Linked DNA regions of Homo sapiens: region 1 is linked to region 2. The links are chromatin loops, found by intact Hi-C in ENCODE. Cell type or tissue: chondrocyte. All regions are shown on one strand. Links, peaks and the distances in the headings refer to the core of each region. The heading gives the core; the rest is flanking DNA.

Region 1 (8,000 bases), core at 1-8,000, 1.8 Mb after region 2:
ATCATTCTCAGCAAACTAACACAGGAACAGAAAACCAAACACTGCATGTTCTCACTCATAAACGGGAGTTGAACAATGAGAACACATGGACACAGGGAGGGAAATATCACACACTGGGGCCTGTCGGGGGTTGGGGGGCAAGAGGAGGGAGAGCATTAGGACAAACACCTAATGCATGCAGGGCTTAAAACCTAGAACCTAGATGACAAAAAAAAAAAAAAAAAACCTAGATGACAGGTTGATAGGTGCAGCAAACCACCATGACATATGTATACGAAGGTAACAAACCTGCGTGTTCTGCACATGTATCCCCAAACTTAAAGTAAAATAAAAAATAATAAAAAATAAAAAAAGAGATAATGCAGTTTTGTATACTTAATGGAATTAAGCTCAAGCCTGCCTGGTAAATTTCTGGGAGCATAAATTTCCTAATGCAAAATCCCTGGACAACAGAAAATTGATAAGATCCTCATTAAACCTTTTGCACTTCAAGAAAGGAAATGTAGGTTGACAGAGTAGAACTTAAAACCTCTTACAATTTTAAGAGTCCTTGACTTCATCAGGAGCAGAAACTCTTTCATTTAGATTCAATGTATTTCTAGGATTAACCTAAATCTCAGGGCCCATTTGCCTAAAATTGAGTTTTCAGAAGTTTTCCAGAGTAAACTCAGAATCTTAGAATTAACAATAATTCAAGCATCAATCTCAATTATTACTCATTTAACAAACATTTACCAAGGGCTAATACACGTTAGTGACCTTTCTCAGTGCTTGGGTGACAACAGTGGACAAAACAAAGATCCCAGCCTCCATGGGGGAGACAGACAATAAATAACAAACATCATATTGATAAATTATATAGTAAGGTAGATGATAGATGCTACAAAACAGAAAGAAGTGATAAGAAGTGCCAAAAAAGTCAAAGGTGGGTTAATTTCAAATAGGATGTTCGATGTGAGCCTCTTTATAAAGGTAATATTTGAGAAAATATATCAAGAAAGCAAAGCATTAACACCGCAGATATTTAGAGGTAGCACATTCCAGAAGAGGGTCCAACCAGTGCAAACGCCCTCGGATACAGTGTGTTTGTTATTTGAGAAGAAGGAAGGGTGGGGAGGAAGCAAAAGAAGGAGAAGGAGAAGAGGAAGAAGGAAGAAGATGAAGAGGAGGAAGAGGAAGAAGGAAGAAGATGAAGAGGAGGAAGAGGAAAAAGGAAGAAGAGGAAGAGGAGGAGGAAGGAGGAAGAAGAGGAGATAGCCAGTGTGGCTGGAATAGAGTAAGTACAGTGAAAAGTTATAAAGACAGAGAGGTAAAAGCGTGGAATGAGCAGATCAAGAACTTCCCATTTAATGAAATCATTAATATGTCCCTCATATAGAAGTATTTCTTCCCTGGACACTGAGATTACTTAATCTAGTTAGGATAATCTCTACTAGATTTCATCTAGAAAAGCCAAAAGTTGAGAAGCAAAATTGTTGTTAGCAGATTACATGGTTAATTGGTGAGACATGTCACTTCTATTTTTACTCTTTAATTCCCAGATCCATGTACTCTACCTATGAGAGAAATCATATCCCTGGAGTGGACAGAGAACATATACCATGTACACTCTAGAACTGCAGCCCAAACTCCCATCACCTTCCAACAGTGATATGGTTTGTTGTCCCCACCCAAATCTCACCTTGAATTGTAATAACCCCTGTGTGTCATAGGAGGGACCTGGTGGGAGGTAATTGAATCATCGGGGTGGGTTTTTCCTGTGCTGTTCTCATGATAGTGAATAAGTCTCATGAGATCTGATGGTTTTATAAAGGGGAGTTCCCCTGCACATGCTCTCTTGCTTGCCACCATGTAAGATGTGACTTTGCTTCTCATTTACTTTCCACCATGATTGTGAGGCCTCCCCAGCCATGTGGAACTGTAAGTCAATTAAACCTCTTTCCTTTGTAAATTACCTGGTCTCAGGCATGTCTTTATTAGCAGCATGAGAACAGACGAACATACACAGATAGAGCAAATTAATCTTCAATATAAGCCAATTCACTTTGTTTAAGGTCAATATTCATAGTAGGACCTTTACTATTACCGATGTCAGTCAACTGTCTTATTTCCCTTATAAGGTGAGTTCCTTAGCATATGCAATGTTGTGTGGAAACTGTGATAATGAGTAAGTCATTCAGTAAGTCAATGAATGACAGTATTGGCAGAAACTTGCTGTGGGAAAACAAAAATTCATTTCGTGCAGACACAACACTGCTGGCTTCCATATTGAAAGAGGGCCAATGTAATATTCAATTCCCTCTAAATGAGTGCTGTATCAGAAGCATTATGTTAATTTCTGCTGTTGGCAGCTTGAGTGCACCCAGCAGTGTTGGTGAGGGGTAGTCTCCGATAGTAATTCCTTCCATAATTCCCACCACTGCCATCATGACTTCTTCATTTATAGCTACATTAGCCATGTATCCCAGTTTGATGAAGATAGTTCTGGTTCATGCTTGCTTTCTCAGATTATTAATTGCTTTAACTCTCAAATGTTCTCCAATTTGGACAATATATTAAATGATTATTCTATTTCATAGCTCACTGTGCACATAGTGGCATATGCCGGTTGACATGTACAGACTAGGTCAACTGGTCAACCATATAATTAAGTTCCTCCTTTTGCAGTTGCACCTGCTACTAAGCAATCACATGGAACACAAATATGCTCGCTTTTAGGTATATTCTCTGATTCCTTACATACCTCTTCCCCAGTCTTCCTTTTTCCCAATCCTTCAAACTTGTTTCTAAGTCCTTGATTATGCAGCATAACTGTTTGCTACTGACCATCATCAACATAAATTCATACTTCTGACCAAGCACTCTTTCCAAGGAAAGTTAGAAAACCAATATAATTATTGAAGTTATGCCCATGAGAAGAATTTCTTTCCTATTGTTAAGTCCACCCCTAAGTGGAGTTATAATTTCCACTTCTGGATGGTGCAAGCATATGCGGCACAAACATCTGCAAGCAACTCTCTAATTTCTTTAAATCCAATCAAGGATTTTCTACCATTTCTATCTAATTGAGACAGGCCATTACAGAAGCCAGGTTTGGTCAATAAAACAAGTAAACAGAACCACTCACAGCTCCTTGACTAGCATCTTGAAACAGGATCTCTGGTAAGTGCACCCATATCAACACATTTGACCACATCTAACTTATGTTCTTTCCTCCCTACACAAGCACCATTACAATATATTGCCACTTAATTTATCTACACCTCTGCCAAGGATTCTGGCAAGTGAGGCTAAACAGAGTTTGAGGGTCAGGGTACCCAGAGTCAATTACATCCAAGTGTCCCCATTTTCAGTTTTCACCACCCCATGCTTTGCAATAAGTAAACTATCTTTCACATAACAGATCTAGAAAGGCCATGAATTAAATTACATTGAAATTTGGTGACCTATTGAATCAGATTCTATAACTCATTTTTGGCTATATCAAATTTGTAGCTATGAGAAATAAAAGGCTCTTTTAGCAAATCACAGAAGTTTCTTAGTTTTCTGACCACATCTTGAGCAGAGAATTTAAAACTGCAAATTATACCATGTCTTTTATTTCTCCAGTGCTTTTTAAAGAATTCAGCCCATCTCACCTCCCTTGTACTTCAAATTCTTATCATATTGACCTATTCAAGCAGCCTCATGGTCCACCAAACACTTCCCTGTACAACAGATTGTTCATTCTGGAAGTCTAAGAACATAATTGATTGAGTGATTTTTACACTGCATACCAGATACTCCTAGTGTCCTATTTTCAAGCAATAACTAGATCTTCACTACTCTAAAACCCAAGTGGGTCATAAACAATCCTAGATCTCATACTTGAGGTTCTGGTATAGTTTATTCAAGTTCAGTGCAGAACCCTTCTACATATTAAGCAAAAAGGAATTTAACACAGGGAATAAAGTGATTACAAAATCACTGGAAAGCCTAGGGGAGCATACTTCCAGGACAGACTACTAAAACATAAGAACTGACTTTTCAGGATTTACTACTTCTGCCCCAATCAGGACTAAAGGATAACACCATTGGAAATACTGAGTTCAACAACCCATCATGGTGGCTCTGATGCCAGAGTTCACTGGGTGGGATCAGGAGGCCACCATTATCACTGCCTCATAATACCTATAAAACTGGTAACCAGATAAGTCCTGTTGGAAAAAAAAGTCATGTGTTCACGATCTTCCTTGACAGCAGAAATAGCTAAAATGACAGAAAGCTGGTCACTTTCACTTTTTCCATCCAAATCCCAAATGAGTGTATCTAACTGACAAGATCTAATTCACTTCCAGAAAGTCAGATGTAGAGAGCCTGGCAGATGATCTTTTCTGCTTTTCAGCTCACTAGATAGAGGTGAAATGCTTGTTGCCAAATTACATTTACTACAGTAAAGAAAACAAGGAAAATAAAGAATGAGTACTAAGTTTTTGGCCTGAGCAACAGAAAGAATAGTGTTATATTTATTGAGATGGGGTTAGACAAGAAAAGGAAAATGTTTGGGAAAAAATTTAAGAGTGTTTTTGTCTGCTTTGCATGAAATACAAAAGACTTGGATGAGTCAAAAACCAAGTTTGGGGGTGAAATGCAGCATGCAGAGAGGGATTATCCACTTACTTCATCTCCATCTGGTGGGTAATTAACTAGTTCCCATTCCCTGAATCTCAAGAAGGGGGGCCCAAGAGAGTCCCTAATAAATTTTCTAAGGGCCTGAAAGGAGAGGAAACTGACATCTTTCCTAGCTGGAGATCTGGTCAGTCACCCGGTGTGCTGAACTGCTCCAATGCTACTAGAACAGGAAAAAAACTCTGGGAGAAGATGGTGTGGTGGAATGGCCAGTGAAGAAGGGGCAAGAACTATATGCTCAAGGATACAAACAAAGTGGGTAGGGAAGATGAATTGTGCCCTTCTGCAGACCCCACTTTTGGGCTATGGCAGGCAGATGAAAAATTTTTTCCCATAACCTAATCTTAAAAGTAAGCAGGCATATGAAATTAAAGGCTGAAGATTTGTGAAATACTGCTACAGTATGGGGTAAAGAGACATACACAACAAAAATATGGCAAAATACAACATCAGAAGGTCAGTTTGAAGATGTAGCCAAATCTCCCAGACAACGAACAAACCTAGGGGAGATACTCAAGATGAAGTCCCTCAGCAGCCAGACCTGTGTTGGATCTTCACCTGTCTACCCCGGATTAATCTGTGCTCATTACATACCCACAACTCTCCAACAGGCTAGACCAGTTGCAAAGACCAACAGAAAAGGCACAGGGCCTTCACATCACTGACAGGAGGTTAATTACCTTATGACCACTGACAAAAAAGAACAGCCCATTTTGCAGGATCAGGTATATCAGAAAATGTTCTTTTACCCTCACTCTCTCTTTCTTTCTCTCTCTTTCTCTCTCCCTCTTACTTTCTCTCTCCCCATCCCTCCCTTCCTCCTTCTCTTCACCCGGTCCTTGTCCCAAACCCAGATGAGAAGCACAGGAGGAGAGAAGTAGAGTGGGAGAGTAGTCTCCATATCTCCCCACCCCTGGAACTTCATGTTTACTTGCACTGTGGGGAAGAGGAGAGCTCAGAGTAGAACAGAAGACTGAGGATTTGAAACAGGTACAAAACTCTCTTAATAAGCAAAAGTGACTGAAAAATTCTGGAATTAGATTGAAAGATCAATAAGGGAGCCTCTCTGAGTGAGAAAGGTCACTGGTTGAGTATAGTTGGTAGCATGAATTATAAGATTATTTCATGTTTACACCTCAAGGAAACCAAGACATCTCAATAAAGCCAATTATATATATATTTATATAATTATAATATATATAATTATAATTATATATTATATATCTACATAATTATATATTATTTTTATATATATAGTATTTTTAGTAGAGACGGGGTTTCACCATGTTGGCCAGGCTGGTCTCGAACTCCTGACCTCAGGTAATCCACCGCCTTGGCCTCCCAAAGTGCTGGATCACAGGCGTGAGCCACATGTCTTATTTTTTTAAATTATGATTATACTTTAAGTTCTGGGATACATGTGCAGAACGTGCAGGTTTGTTACATAGGTATACACGTGCCATCGTGGTTTGCTGACCCTATCAACTAGTCATCTACATTAGGTATTTCTCCTAATGCTATCCCTCCCCTACCCCTTCACCCCACAACAGGCCCCAGTGTGTGACGTTCCCCTCCCTGTGTCCATGTGTGCTCATTGTTCTACTCCCATTTATGAGTGAGAACATGTAGTGTTTGGTTTTCTGTTCCTGTGTTAGTTTGCTGAAAATGATGGTTTCCAGCTTCATTCATGTCCCTGTAAAGGACATGAACTCATCCTTTTTTATGGCTGCATATTATTCCATGGTGTATATGTGCCACATTTTCTTTATCCAGTCTATCATTGATGGACATTTGGGTTGGTTCCAAGTATTTGCTATTGTGAATAGTGCTGCAATAAACACACGTGTGCATGTGTCTTTATAGCAGAATGATTTATAATCCTGTGGGTATATACCCAGTAATGGGATTGCTGGGTCAAATGGTATTTCTGGTCCTAGATCCTTGAGGAATCACCACACTGTCTTCCACAATGGTTGAACTAATTTACGCTCCCACCAACACTGTAAAAACGTTCCTATTCCTTCACAGCCCCTCCAGCATCTGTTGTTTCCTGACTTTTTAGTGATCACCATTCTAACTGGCATGAGATGGTATCTCATTGTGGTTTTGATTTGCATTTCTCTAATGACCAGTGATAATGAGCTTTTTTTCATAGGTTTGTTGGCCACATAAATGTCTTCTTTTGAGAAGTGTCTGTTCACATGCCTTGCCCACTTTCTGATGGGGTTGTTTTTTTTCTTGTAAATTGGCTTAAGTTCATTGTAGATTCTGGATATTAGTCCTTTGTCAGATGGATAGATTGCAAAAATTTTCTCCCATTCTGTAGACTGCCTGTTTACTCTGATGATAGTTTATTTTGCTGTGCAGAAGCTCTTTAGTTTAATTATATCCCATTTGTCAATTTTGGCTTGTGTTGCCATTGCTTTTGGTGTTTTAGTCTTGAAGGCTTTGCCCATGCCTGTATCCTGAATGGTATTGCCTAGGTTTTCTTCTAGGGTTTTTATGGTTTTAGGTCTTACGTTTAAGTCTTTAATCCATCTTGAGTTAATTTTTGTATAAGGTGTAAGGAAGGGGTCCAGTTTCAGTTTTCTGCCTATGGCTAGCCAGTTTTCCCAACACCATTTATTAAATAGGGAACGCCTTCCTCATTGCTTGTTTTTGTCAGGTTTGTCAAAGATCAGATGGTTGTAGATGTGTGGTGTGATTTCTGAGGTCTCTGTTCTGTTCCATTGGTCTATATCTCTGTTTTGGTACCAGCACCATGCTGTTTCGGTTACTGTAGCCTTGTAGTATAGTTTGAAGTCAGGTAGCGTGATGCCTCTTGCTTTGTTCTTTTTGCTTAGGATTGTCTTGGCTATAAGGGCTCTTTTTTGGTTCCATATGAAATTTAAAGTGGTTTTTTTCTAATTCTGTGAAGAAAGTCAATAGCAGCTTGATGAAGATAGCACTGAATCTATTAATTACTTTGGGCAGTATGGCCATTTTCACGATACTGATTCTTCCTATCCATGAGCATGGAATCTTTTTCCATTTGTTTGTATCTTCTCTTACTTCCTTGAGCAGTGGTTTGTAGTCCTCCTTGAAGAGGTCCTTCACATCCCTTGTAAGTTGTATTCCTAGGTATTTTATTCTTTTTGTAGGAATTGTGAATGGGAGTTCGCTCATGATTTGGCTGTTTGTCTATTATTGGTATATAGGAATGCTTGTGATTTCTGCACACTGATTTTGTATCCTGAGACTTTTCTGAAGTTGCTTATCAGCTTAAGGAGATTTTGGGCTGAGACAATGGAGTTTTCTAAATATGCAATCATGTCATCTGCAAACAGAGACAA
Region 2 (12,269 bases), core at 2,034-10,033:
GAATTAATTTTTCTTTCCTCCTTCTGTGTTAAGGGCCATCATCGCTTGTATTTGTCCTTCCTCTATTCCTAATCCTAAACCCAATCTCACAATCAAGTCTCCACCAAGGAGGTTAGTTCCTGCTTCAGGAATATATAAGAGTGACATCTCAATTTGTTCTGATGTCAACCTAATTACCATTTTTTGAATATCAGAATGTGAAATCCCTTTTACTCCTGATACAGCCAATTTTTCCTTAGAGAGTTCTGTACCCCTTGGTTGGTGAATTAGGGAGGTGTGAGCCACCTCAATATCAACCAAAAATGTCACTTCTTCTCCCTTAGGTCCCACCTTCAAATTTATCAAAGATTCCTGGTGGGACCTGCTTAGAAGAAACCCCTGACCATACTAGTCTTCATCAATGGTCATGAGGGGTATCACCTTTTCTTCTTTCTCCCATTCAGAAAATTCTCTCTTAAAATGTCCTGGCTTTCCACACTTGTAACATCTACTCATAGTCTTAGGAGCTCGTCCCAGCATTTCCCTTCTTTCTCTGTGTCAAAATCTGTCATTCCCTTGTCTCCTTCAAGGAGGCTGTTGATCTAACCTTTTTCTGCCTACCTCTTGCACAGTCGAAACAATGATTTTAGCCTTTTTTTTTTTTTCCTGATTCTCTTCCTCTCTCCTTACAAAGACCTTCTGAGCTTCCCTCAGTAATTCCTCAATTGGTTTTTCATTCCATCCATCAATCTTTTGTAATTTTTTTGTAATGTCAGGCCAGCTGTTAGTTACAAAGTTAACTTTCAAAAGGCCTTGCCCTATTGGGTCCTCCAGATCTAATCTAGTGTGTTTTCTCATCTGATCTCTGAGCCTCTGCAGAATGCAAAGGGAGTTTCCTCTTTTTCTTGTTGAATCTTGAATGTCTTTGAGACATTTTGTGTCCTAGGAGTAGACTCTTTGATCCCTTTAATTATTAGTTCCCTGAGGTCTTGCATTTGGGCCTTGTCCCTGGAGCATTATTATCCAATTTGGAATTGACATTTGGAAATTTTTGTTTGGCTGGCAAGACTCCTTGCTCAGGAGGGTATTGTTTCTCCCAGATGGCCGTGGCCACTCTCCTAATTATTCACCTTTATTATTCTGTGAATAGGATATTCATGATAGACATCATTTCAGCCTAGGTGTAAAAGCTGGGTCCTAGGAATTAGTGCAGTTGGTCTGCTAAACTGAGAGGATCTTCTAGGAGTTATTTCCTTCTGGAAATTTCTAACTTCAGCACTTATAAGAGGAGCATTTACAAAGCCAATATCTCCCTATCCTATAGGAACTTCCCTAAGCAGGAACATGCTAGATTCCTGCTATGTGCAAGGGGTAGGGAAGTTCACAACATCCTTCTAACATTGTTCAAATTATTTTCTTAAATTTGGATAAGGATTTAAAGGAGCAGTTGGTTTAGCTTCCCCATGGTCTTTGGGTCTTTCTTCCTCTAACCCTCCTGCTTCCCCTTGATCTTCCTGTCCTCTATTTTGTGAGATGTATGGAGAGGCAAGCATGACAGGGGGTCCTGGGGCTTTTCCCTGGGAAAGGGATTTTTACTAGGTTCTTTTTCTTCTTCTTGTGGGGGTGGGTTTTATCATTCACATAGAGAATTAGAGCTTGGCACACCCAATCCTCATCTGGCCAAACTTAGGCCAAAAGAACAAAGGCTTACAAATGGGGTCTTTGGGACAGATAAAACAGCAATATTTTATTGTCTTTTGCTTTTCCTTGTCCCTGTTTCATGGGTTGTTCCTCCAAACTACAGCATTCTCCCCTAAGGACTATCTTGGGGAATGTCAGAGAGAGTCTCTTGGCTTCCTCTTTCCTTAGTCCTCTAGGCTTAGAATTTCTGTTTCCCATTTTGGGTCAGTCTGTGTGTCAGCTTTTCCCTGTGTACTCAATTCCCACTACTGGAGGTTTCTTGCACACCCCAACAATTGTTTCATCCATCTCTGGCCGTTTCCCTCACGGTAGAATAGAACCGTGTACTGGGACACCGCATTGACGACATATCTAGGATATGTCTCAGTCACAAACCCTTGACCTCTGAAAATGCCCAACTACCAAGGCAGCACTTATAGTCCAATTCTCCTACCTTGGCTCTTGCATGAGATGCCCTGATTGCCACAGTGCCTGCTTTTCTCCTCTTTTTCTCATTTCTGCTGCCTCCTGAATAATAGTCTCAGATTTGTCTATGGCCTCTGTGGGGAGCCGGGATGCCCTGATGGAACAGGCCACTAAAATTGGGTGGGAAGCATCTCCCTTCTTGGCCAGAGTCCCACTCAACACAGGTACAGAGACCCCAGGTGGGGTCCCAAGTTTGTGAGAAATACATTCACCCTTCCAAACACAAAGAATGGACTTGGAGACACAAAGAACAGCAGAAGCAAGACTTTTAATGGCGGTCTTGCAAGATCAGGTGTCTGGTAGGCACACACACACCCGGGGCAATTAGAGTAGGTAATTTGTCTCCTAGCACACATGTCCCTCCCACAGTTCTTCGTTGGTCAAGTACTATGGGGTTACAATCTCCTTGGATGTCGGCTAAGTTTTATTATCCCCTTATAAGGTTATACCCTGGTCCCCTTCCCCCACTTAAGTTTTGATTTCCCAGTAATGAAACTTTCTTTCCTTCAGTGGGCTGACCCCTCTTCTACATTCTGTTTGCCTATCACAACTTTCTAGGTGCATGAGCCATGCGTTTTGTCACATCCTCAGGCTGGCTGCCAGTACTTAGAATATCATGCCTTGAAAATGGACCATTTAAAATGTTTTCTCACAGTCAGCAGCTAACAGCCACATGTCTGCACAGCACCTAAAATGGTTATTTTAGTATCACACTCTTATGTATGCATAGAGAGCTCAAGATTGTCAATGAACTTTTAATGAAGGCTTCAAACTAATATTAAAAAGACACAAAAAGAAGAAAGAAAGGTAGGAAAACAGGAAGGAAGGGAGGAAAAAAGGAAGAAAGGAAAGAAGGATGAAAGAAAGCAGGAACGGGGGAGGTAGGCGGGAGGGAAAGAGAGATGTGGGCAAAAAAGAGGGGGAGAGAGAGAAAGAGAGAAGATAAAAAAGTACATTTGGAGAAAATAGACAAAGCAGAGAAGAGTAAACTTGAAATATTTGATTGATATCTTTAAAAATCTAAAGATGGAGATAAGCTTTACAAAAGAAATATAAAGTCTTCAAAGCAAAAAGATCCTGTGGAAATTAATTCTATAATGAAATAAATATTTAATATAAACATTGAACTATTAGGTGAAGAAATTTCTCAGGAATTTGGGGGGAAAGACATAGCAACAAAAATTCAAGGGAAACTAGAGCATTCGAAGGTTAATAGGGGAGGTGCCATATAATAATAAACTTCAAGAAAGAGAGAGAGAGAATGTTGCACAGGAATTATTAAAGAGAACTTTAGGCATATTCTCCAGTACCAAAGAACTCAAGTACCAAAACAGTGGCTAAAAAAAAATGTCCTATAGCAAAAGACCTACACACATCCTGAAATATCAGAACATGGAAATACGACATGATCCTAAAGTTTCTGCAAAGTAAAAATCCAGTTAAATGAAGTTAAGAGATAGAATGCCATTTTATTTCTAATAGCATCATTGAAAATTAGAAATAGTGGAGAATACTTTTAAAATACTAAACACACAGTAAAACTTGTATGAAAAATAAAATTATTTACTGAAGCAAACTCCCAATTGAAAACGTGATTTCAATAAAGATATTTTCAGACATGCATGTTCTGAGGGAGAAAATGAACAAACTAGGCACCTTTTGTTCACCCTTTCCAGGGATGTTAGAATGTTCTGTAGCCAAATAAGGAAACAAAGCTCATTTGAGTGTGCTCTAAACACACACACACACACAGATCAGAAGTTGCCTATGACTTCTCCCAAGTGTTTGAGAAAACTCTAAGCCCTTTTTTGTATTATGCATTCTAAAGTACTTAGAATCCTCAAACTAATTCCAATTTGTAAATCTTTATCCATGTGTCACCTTCTGAGAACTGACCAACATGTAGGTAAATTAATAGAGGTTTGATTGATCTATAACTTAATTATTCAATAAATTTCTATTAATCTTCTTTAGGTTCTGGGAAGTCCTGAACTGTACCAATTCTTCCATGAACTAGTCATATGCCTCTGGGAATTCAAGCCCTTCAAGTGAATTGAGGGACAGTTCTTTCCAGTAATATCTGTGGTTGGGGTGTGGGTTGGAGGTGTAGGGAGACAAAAAATAGATAAGTTAAGCCTCAAAGGGATCTTTCAGAGAAACACTCATTTTATTGGCTTAGTTAATATATATTTTAAAGAGGCCAAATTTGATTCAGTGTTTTTCTTGAAGATCTCAGCATAACAATAAGAGAAAGCAGCAGATCATTGAATGTTTTATTATTTTCCCTTATTTTCTAAGGCTATTTTATTAGTTAGAGTTATTCAGAAAAACAGAATTTATGAGAGAGAAAGAAAGGTATTTAAGGAATTGGCTAAGTCCAACAACCATAGAGCAATGTTGTCCTGACTCCATAGTCAAGACACAGCTCAACATAAAATTTCTTAAAACATCATATACACTTTCAATTTGTTCCAATCATGGGGCATTTTCTATTGCATCCCTCATGGGTTTTTCTATTTCTAAATTTTAAATTCTCTGAAGAGTAAAATTTTTGATTCAGAAACATATATTATTTTTGTTTTTGTTGTTTTTGCCTTCTCACCACTTTTGATGTAAAATCTCTTGGCACCTATTTGCTCATCCTTTGTAGCAATATGTCCATTTTTGTGCCTTTCTGGACTGAATTAAGAAAAATTTTCAGGCAAAGGATGTTAAAATACAAAATTAAAAATACACTAAACAAAAGACCATTTCAGTGCATCCACTAAACATGATGCATTTATATTATGATAATATTTCCATTGATGGTACTTAAGGACATACAATGAGGGTTCTTTTGAATAATATCAATATAAGGTGAAAAATATTGCTCTCTCAATGGTAGATTAATGTCCCACAAACCTTAACTGGGCAACTGTGGGACTAAGACAAAAGATTAATATATGAAACAATAATTTTGAACCACGTAAAAATCCCCAAACAAAATAATGTAATTACATGGAAGCATTGTGTCCAGAGAGAAAGAAAAATGAGTTATATAGTTTATATATTTTTAAATCATGATAAACTCATCAAAAGATGGCCTGCATTTTATTATCATTTTATTCTGATTATGGGTCAACAATTCTAAACAATGTCATAGAACACTTCTCTAAAATATATTTCATTTTTCTAAATTCTAAACAATCTTTGTGGCTGCTGTTATTTTTTGTGAATACATGCACAAGTGCCAAATTGGTACATTTCATGATGTCATTTCACATATATTTTATTCTACATGAAACTTAATTCTAAGAACTCTCAAGTATATAGCTTACCACAACACATATAAACTCAGCAATATATATGTGTTTTGATATTAAACTCAAAGTGGTTGATAATTTGTAAGCATATGGTGTCCAAGACCCTGTGTCTCTTCAAATTCCTGAAGTTAAGCAGTAATTTCAGAATAAATAATGAAAGGTCTGATTATAAATATGAAGCATAGAGCATGAGTTTCGAAAATGCTGTCATAGTATGTGGTCAATTGAAGTTTTTGTGTTTAAAATTTGAGACTGTGAAATAGAACATCAACTATAAAGTTAGTTTTTGGTATGTGTAAATTTTAGTCTGTACATGAATATTGAATCATAATTTTAAAAATGAACTCTATTATTCTTTAATAATGGCTTTAAAAATAATGATTAAAAATGTTCATTACCTATTATTGTAGGATTTTTCTGAAAATAATTTTGTTGTCTAGAGATAGAGGAGAGTTAATAACACCTGCATTGAATCTTCTATATATGCCACTGAAAGGGACACATACAACACAACACACACACACACAGACACACATACACAGAAACACACTTTATCTACTTAGTACATTTTAAGTTTCTTGACCTAAAAACCTGTGGACCACACATAGACCACAGTGAATTCTGCAAAAGAAAAATTAGTAGGTAGGACACATTGGCATATAAACAACTGACTCCCTTTGGCAGCTGCCTAAATTCACCATGTTCCTTCATAATCCACTGAACCATTATGACCTAAAATTAGAAGACAATTATTGAGCTCTTACAGTGTAAAACATAAATTAAAATTTCCAAAGAAACATACGTTAAGCCATACATTAATTTTAAAAATGTATTTATCTAGGATGACTATAGCTAACAGTAAAGCAGTGATTATTACAAATAGTTAAAAGAATATCCCCAGAAAGAAATGATAAATGTATGAGGTGATGGGTTACTAACCACCCTTATTGGATAATTTTATATATATATATATATATATATATATATATATATATATATAATATTATATATATGTGTGTATCCAAACATCAAATTATACCGAATAAATAAGTACAATGACAATGATCAATTTAGAAAAAGAGAAAGGTATACTAGAGTTTCTTCTCTCACTGTTCATATATACCAAGGAAGTGCAATGTGAGTACATAGCCAGAAGGTGGCCATCTGCAAGCCAGGAAGAGAGCCCTTATTGAAACCAACCATACTGGCACCTTGATCTTGGATTTTCCAGGCTCCAAAACTGTGAAAAATATAGGACAGTTGTTTAACTTACTCAGTCTATGGTATTTTGTTATGGCAGCCTGAGTTGGCTAAGACATATATTTTACCACAATAACAATTATTTTTAAAAATTGTGAAAATAACGTGCACATGATTTTAAATGTAAACTAGCAGCAAAAATACAATTAAAAAAGAATGTATTGATCTAATTGGTAGAGAAATAAATCACACAAATGTCACATATATATATATAAAATATGTGATGTATTCATATATATGCACATACATATGCCTGTTCATATATGTGTGTATATGTGTGTTAACTTATCTGGAAATTTTAATTTACATTTTACAAGAGCTCAATAATCATCTTCTAATTTTAGGTCACAATGGTTTGGTGCATTATAAAGGAACATGTGTGCATATATATATATGCACACACATATATATATATAACACACACACATTGAGATCAGAAAACGTATTTATTATTTTCTGCTGTGTTAGATAAATTTACAAAGATAAGATAGAAGTTGACCTTCTTCATCAGGTTTTGTGGAATTTTAAAAACTAGAAAATTTTTGACATGCAATCACCCATTCCATGTTATATTATTTTTTAATGATTGTATGTCTTATCTCTTCATTTAAAAAATATTCAAAGGTTAGGGACTTTGTTTTAAGCTTTGTATTCTCCACAGCATTTAAACAGTTTTAAATACTATTTGCTAAGGATTAAAATAATGCATTGCACAACAGTTGCTAGTTTTTATTATCATTATCAAGAGAGATGCAGAATAATTATTCAGGTAAAGCTATTTCAATGTCGACTATAATGCAGGCCTTTGATTCAGAAGTCCTAGGTGTTTTCTTACTATTATTCATAGGCTCTTTACACCTTATATAATCTCACCAGGTACAGGGAATATTTGCTATTAACATAGCACCTCAGGCTGTGCTGTGACATAAATATACTTCCATTTCCATATATTTTCTAGATTATTCAATTATTGTGATTTTCAGAAGAAATAAATAACAAGTGTAGGCTCAATTCTCTTGAGGGTGATTATCCTTAGACAATAGTTACTAGAAATTCATTGTGTTGAGAAGATAGGAGATATATTTACATTCAAATATGTTTGATGTTAGCCTATATTAGTTTTCTTGATCTTTCTATTAAAATACTGAAGATTTTATATTATTTACTTAATGACACTTCTTAATGACAGCTTAGCCACTTCTGCCATTGTATAAATTTGGTATTCAATGAGTAGATTGTTTTGTTCCTAAAATATTTTTTAAAATATATTTATTTTAATTTGTATATACTTTGACAGTTTTTTTAAAAAGCCATTTTATAATTAAAGCTTAGTGGAGTTCACCTAGTTTTTGGTTTGGGTAAAAATTCTTTTCACTAGGTCATACAAACAGGTTATCTTCAATTTCATTATTAATGCTTTTTCTGTCAACACTGTGTCTGAGAATATATACATATATATATATATATATATACTCAGAATATATATATATATACTCAGAATATATATATATACTCAGAATATATATATATATTCTCAGAATATATTCTGAGAATATATATACTCAGTATATATGTATATATACTGAGTATATATATATATACTCAGTATATATATATATATATATATACACACACACATATATATCACGCTCCATCACCCACTGCAAAATGAACTACTTTTTAAATATTTTAGTTCTTATTTTAACTATCTACACTTTTCAATTAATGGTTGTTTTTCAATTTTTGGTTTTATCAAGTTTTCATAAGCTCTAACCAAAGAGGGCTTTAAGGTTCGCCTCAGCTAACTAAACTTTAAACAGGTTCCTTTCCAAATTTAGACTTCAATCTCCATTTTCTTATTTACTTTAGTAAACTTGAAATTGTGAATTCTTTCTCTGCAGCTTTCAGATATAAATCTTCTCCAAGTCTCTTACTAGTTTTACAACCCAGGAATGTCTTTCTTAGAAACTTAGGAGCCACTCTTTTGAAATATAATCATCAAGAAAGATAGTGTTACTTTATTTCAGTCTCTGTCAGATTGGAGGAGCATCACTTTAATAAGCAATGATTAGCAAACATATATGGCCTGATCACACTGACCAGCCTGCCCTCATTCGTTTTTCATTAGTTCACCTCACTGTTAAAATCACCCACCCTTTGTTCCAGCAGAGTTGTGTTCAGTATCTCTCCCCTAACACAATTTTCTTGAGTAAAGTTTTTATTGCCTGTTTAGCTCATTCTGTGAAAATTTACTTTGACACTCACATAATCCTTATTTTGATAATTGAATAATGACCTCCTACAGAAGACCAGAATCCTCTCCTCCAAATATAGATCTATCTGTCATCATTTGAGTTAATCTTTATTGGTTACTTTTGCACACTTAACATACTATTGCAATATGTTTATGTTTCTATCAGCATAACTTAATTTTAATTTGATTTCATAACCTTTAAAAGCATTATTAGTATTAGGAATTTACTTAGAATAATACAATTATTAAGATAAAAATAATCTAGGCATAATCCAATCCCATGGATAGGAAAGACTTTACTGGGACAAATAAAAATATGTATAAATCACAGTTTAAAAATTCACAAAGGCATTTTCCCAATGTCATATAAAAAGTATAGGTGACATCTGGTTCAGCATTTCAGTCAGGTTCGATTATGGTGAATGTAATGATTTGGTACACCAGGAGAAATATTGAGATTTTCAAAAAGACTAAGATGGTGACTGGCTCAGGGAGCTGAGCTGCCACTGTTGAGACTCTGTGGAGCCTGCACACCTTTTCATCTGTGCTGCTACTAGCACCTCTTCTTTCTAATCACAGAGCTTCATGTATGCGAGAATTGTTCTGTCATCATATAAGCACTGTAACAGACCTCTCTTCAAGAATGAAATGCTCTAAATAGCTTGTGGATCTGGCTTACAGCGTATTATTGGACACATATGGTTTTATAGGAAAAAGTTACAAGTCACCATAAAAAGAGTTAAGAGTAGATTCAGGGAAATAGCAGCAACTGATAAGAAGTTTAGACTACATGTTCTAAGACAAAAAAGAGAATGAAATTTTCTCAAGCAAAGAAGAGGTTTAGTAAATATATTCTTATGGAATTGTTAGAAATTGAACTTCTTATTGTCCAGGAAGTATGGAGATCTAATTTTTCTTTATAAAAGTGTTACAGGAATCCACCATTTTTATTCTTTCTACACAGCATAATGATTATTTCCTAGTTCTATTGATAATTAAGTACTTTCCACAAAATACATTTATTATTAAAAATATAAATCTCTCTATATTATCCTTTTAATAACTTGTGCATAAAAATTACCTGTTTGAGACATTCAACAAGTTTTTTGCATATAATTACTTTTTCTGAACTTTTAATGTGACTTTTTTTCCTCTCGAATTAAGCAATTAAAAAACTAATGGCTCATATCAATTTTAATGTAATGGTTCAAAATTACACACTTGCACATGTATATAACACTCACATCCACTTAAATATAACTGTGCACACATGCACAGTTATATTTATTTATAGATTGTGTCCTTTGAAAATATTTTCCTAGATTTTGTTTTTTATTTTTCTGCTTTCTACACAATATTTTCTTTTCGAATTCTAGCAGATCATTTGTTTACATTAAAATTTATGAATTTGTCATTTTCTAAACATCCTACAGTCATTTTGCATTATTCTTTTACCCTCACTGGCATGTGCCAACACTCAGCAATTTATTTCATTTGAAAATCTTTATAAATAAAATACAACACCAATCCACTCAAATATAAATGTGCAAGAGTGTATGCTAACCTTTGTTTGTTTAGTTTAGTGGGTACATGATTCTGTTTCATGGAGAGAACAGAACAATCAGGATATGATTCTTAGGACACAGGACCTCTGGAATATAGCAGCATGATTAAGAGTGTGCCCTCTGGAGCCTGATTACCTAGGTCTTCATCCTGGCTACTGCCCTTACCAGCAAACTTGTATAAGTTTTTTTTCTGTATTTTAATTTCCTCATGTGAAATAGGGGCAATTCAATATTAATACTTTGATACATATAAAATACTTCAAATACTTACTAGTATGCAGTAAACATTCAATAAATGTTAGTTCCCATTATTAAGTATGGGTTAGAAAAATAATCTAGGAATGAATTTAAAGCACATGATCAGATTGCTGGCAATAAACACTTCAGTTTTCCAGTTTCCTGGAACAACTCATGAATACAATTCACTTGTGGGAGTATTTCATTCAGGGAAAGAAATGTCTTTGAAAAAAATCATTGACCCCTTGTTTTTCAAGGCCTTGAGTTTAGAGACAGAGAAACATTTAATAGGGGCCTACATCCCATGGCAGTGTCTTTGTTATAAAAATTATACGGAAAAAACACAGGTAGCAAAACCACATATTCCTTTTCTTAGAGACACTACAAGGCTTAGAGAGGGATCAATAATGGTCTGTAGGCAGATTTAAAAGAAGAACCTGCCATGTTGAAAAACAGAGTAAGTGATTTGGAACATTAAATAAGTATTATGCTGTTGTGCTCTTGAAATCAGAAGTATAGGGCCGGGCGCCGTGGCTTACACCTGTAATCCCAGCACTTTGGGAGGCCAAGGTGGGCGGATCACCTGAGGTCAGGAGTTCAAGACCAGTTTGGCCAACATGGTGAAACCCTGTCTCTACAAAAAGTAGGCAGATGTGGTGGCACACACCTGTAATCCCAGCTACTCGGGAGGCTGAGGCAGGAGAATTGCTTGAACCTCGGAGACAGAGGTTGCAGTAAGCCAAGATTGCGCCACTGTACTCCAGCCTGGGTGACAGAGTGAGACTGTCTCAAAAAAAAAAAAAAAAAAAAATTAGAAGTATGCAGCACTTTGTATACAGAATTCAGTTTGGTACACATTTAGGATATTGTCTTTATAAGTAGAATACATACTGATCTAGAAAAGTGAAATCCTAGTTTCTTTAATAGCCATTTCAACAAATGCTATCATGAAACTCTTTACAAATAAACATCAAGCTATTCAGACATTTCTACTTAATAAATGAATACAATATATAGTATTGAGTTTCTATATTTGAAAGTATATTGAAATCTTTCACATCCAGTGAATTATATATAATGCAATGTTTATATATAATAACTACTACTCCTGGATAAACCAAAAGACAAACTGCAAATCCGAATTGAAGATTCTTCTCCTAAAACTAGCGATGAATTGAAAATGTTACCCAAATATAAAACTAGAGTGTCTTCTACCAGAGTAACTTATAACAGAATGGAAATCTGCATAGACATCCACGTTTTTCATTTATTGAAATAGCTGTAGTACATCATCTCTTACATGTTGTTTATCCTAAAAAACAGAATATCTACACGTGTTAAAGATGATTTTTAATTTTTATAAAAAGTAGAATATACTTTACAGCAGGAAAACAAGTCTAAGAAAAATATATTAACTGGAATGTTTTTTTGTCTGGACTATTTCAAGTGAATTCATTTGTATTTTTCTTTCCCTGTCAAATTGATTTCCACTTACTTAAAATTGAC

The links. Hi-C counts contacts between places; a loop is a spot of excess contacts. Peaks named below come from ENCODE experiments on the same cell type or tissue, not always from the same donor. Only the 100,000 strongest peaks of a DNase experiment are listed, where the experiment ranks them.
Region 1: a loop joins it to region 2, with 3 times the contacts of the local background. A loop is called at or near these places in 9 of 110 quality-filtered maps.

Annotation. Positions count from the first base shown.
Region 1 is chr2:195,941,245-195,949,244 of GRCh38, forward strand. The region is part of intron 19 of DNAH7 (dynein axonemal heavy chain 7); the gene reads right to left. Among named protein-coding and RNA genes, the nearest start is that of DNAH7, 120 kb to the right of the region's middle. In chondrocyte, for the core only: no CTCF peak of the experiment used is centred there; no DNase peak of the experiment used is centred there.
Region 2 is chr2:194,160,379-194,172,647 of GRCh38, forward strand. No RefSeq gene overlaps it. Among named protein-coding and RNA genes, the nearest start is that of LINC01821, 180 kb to the right of the region's middle. In chondrocyte, for the core only: CTCF peaks have their summits at 6,614 (motif pointing right) and 6,816; no DNase peak of the experiment used is centred there.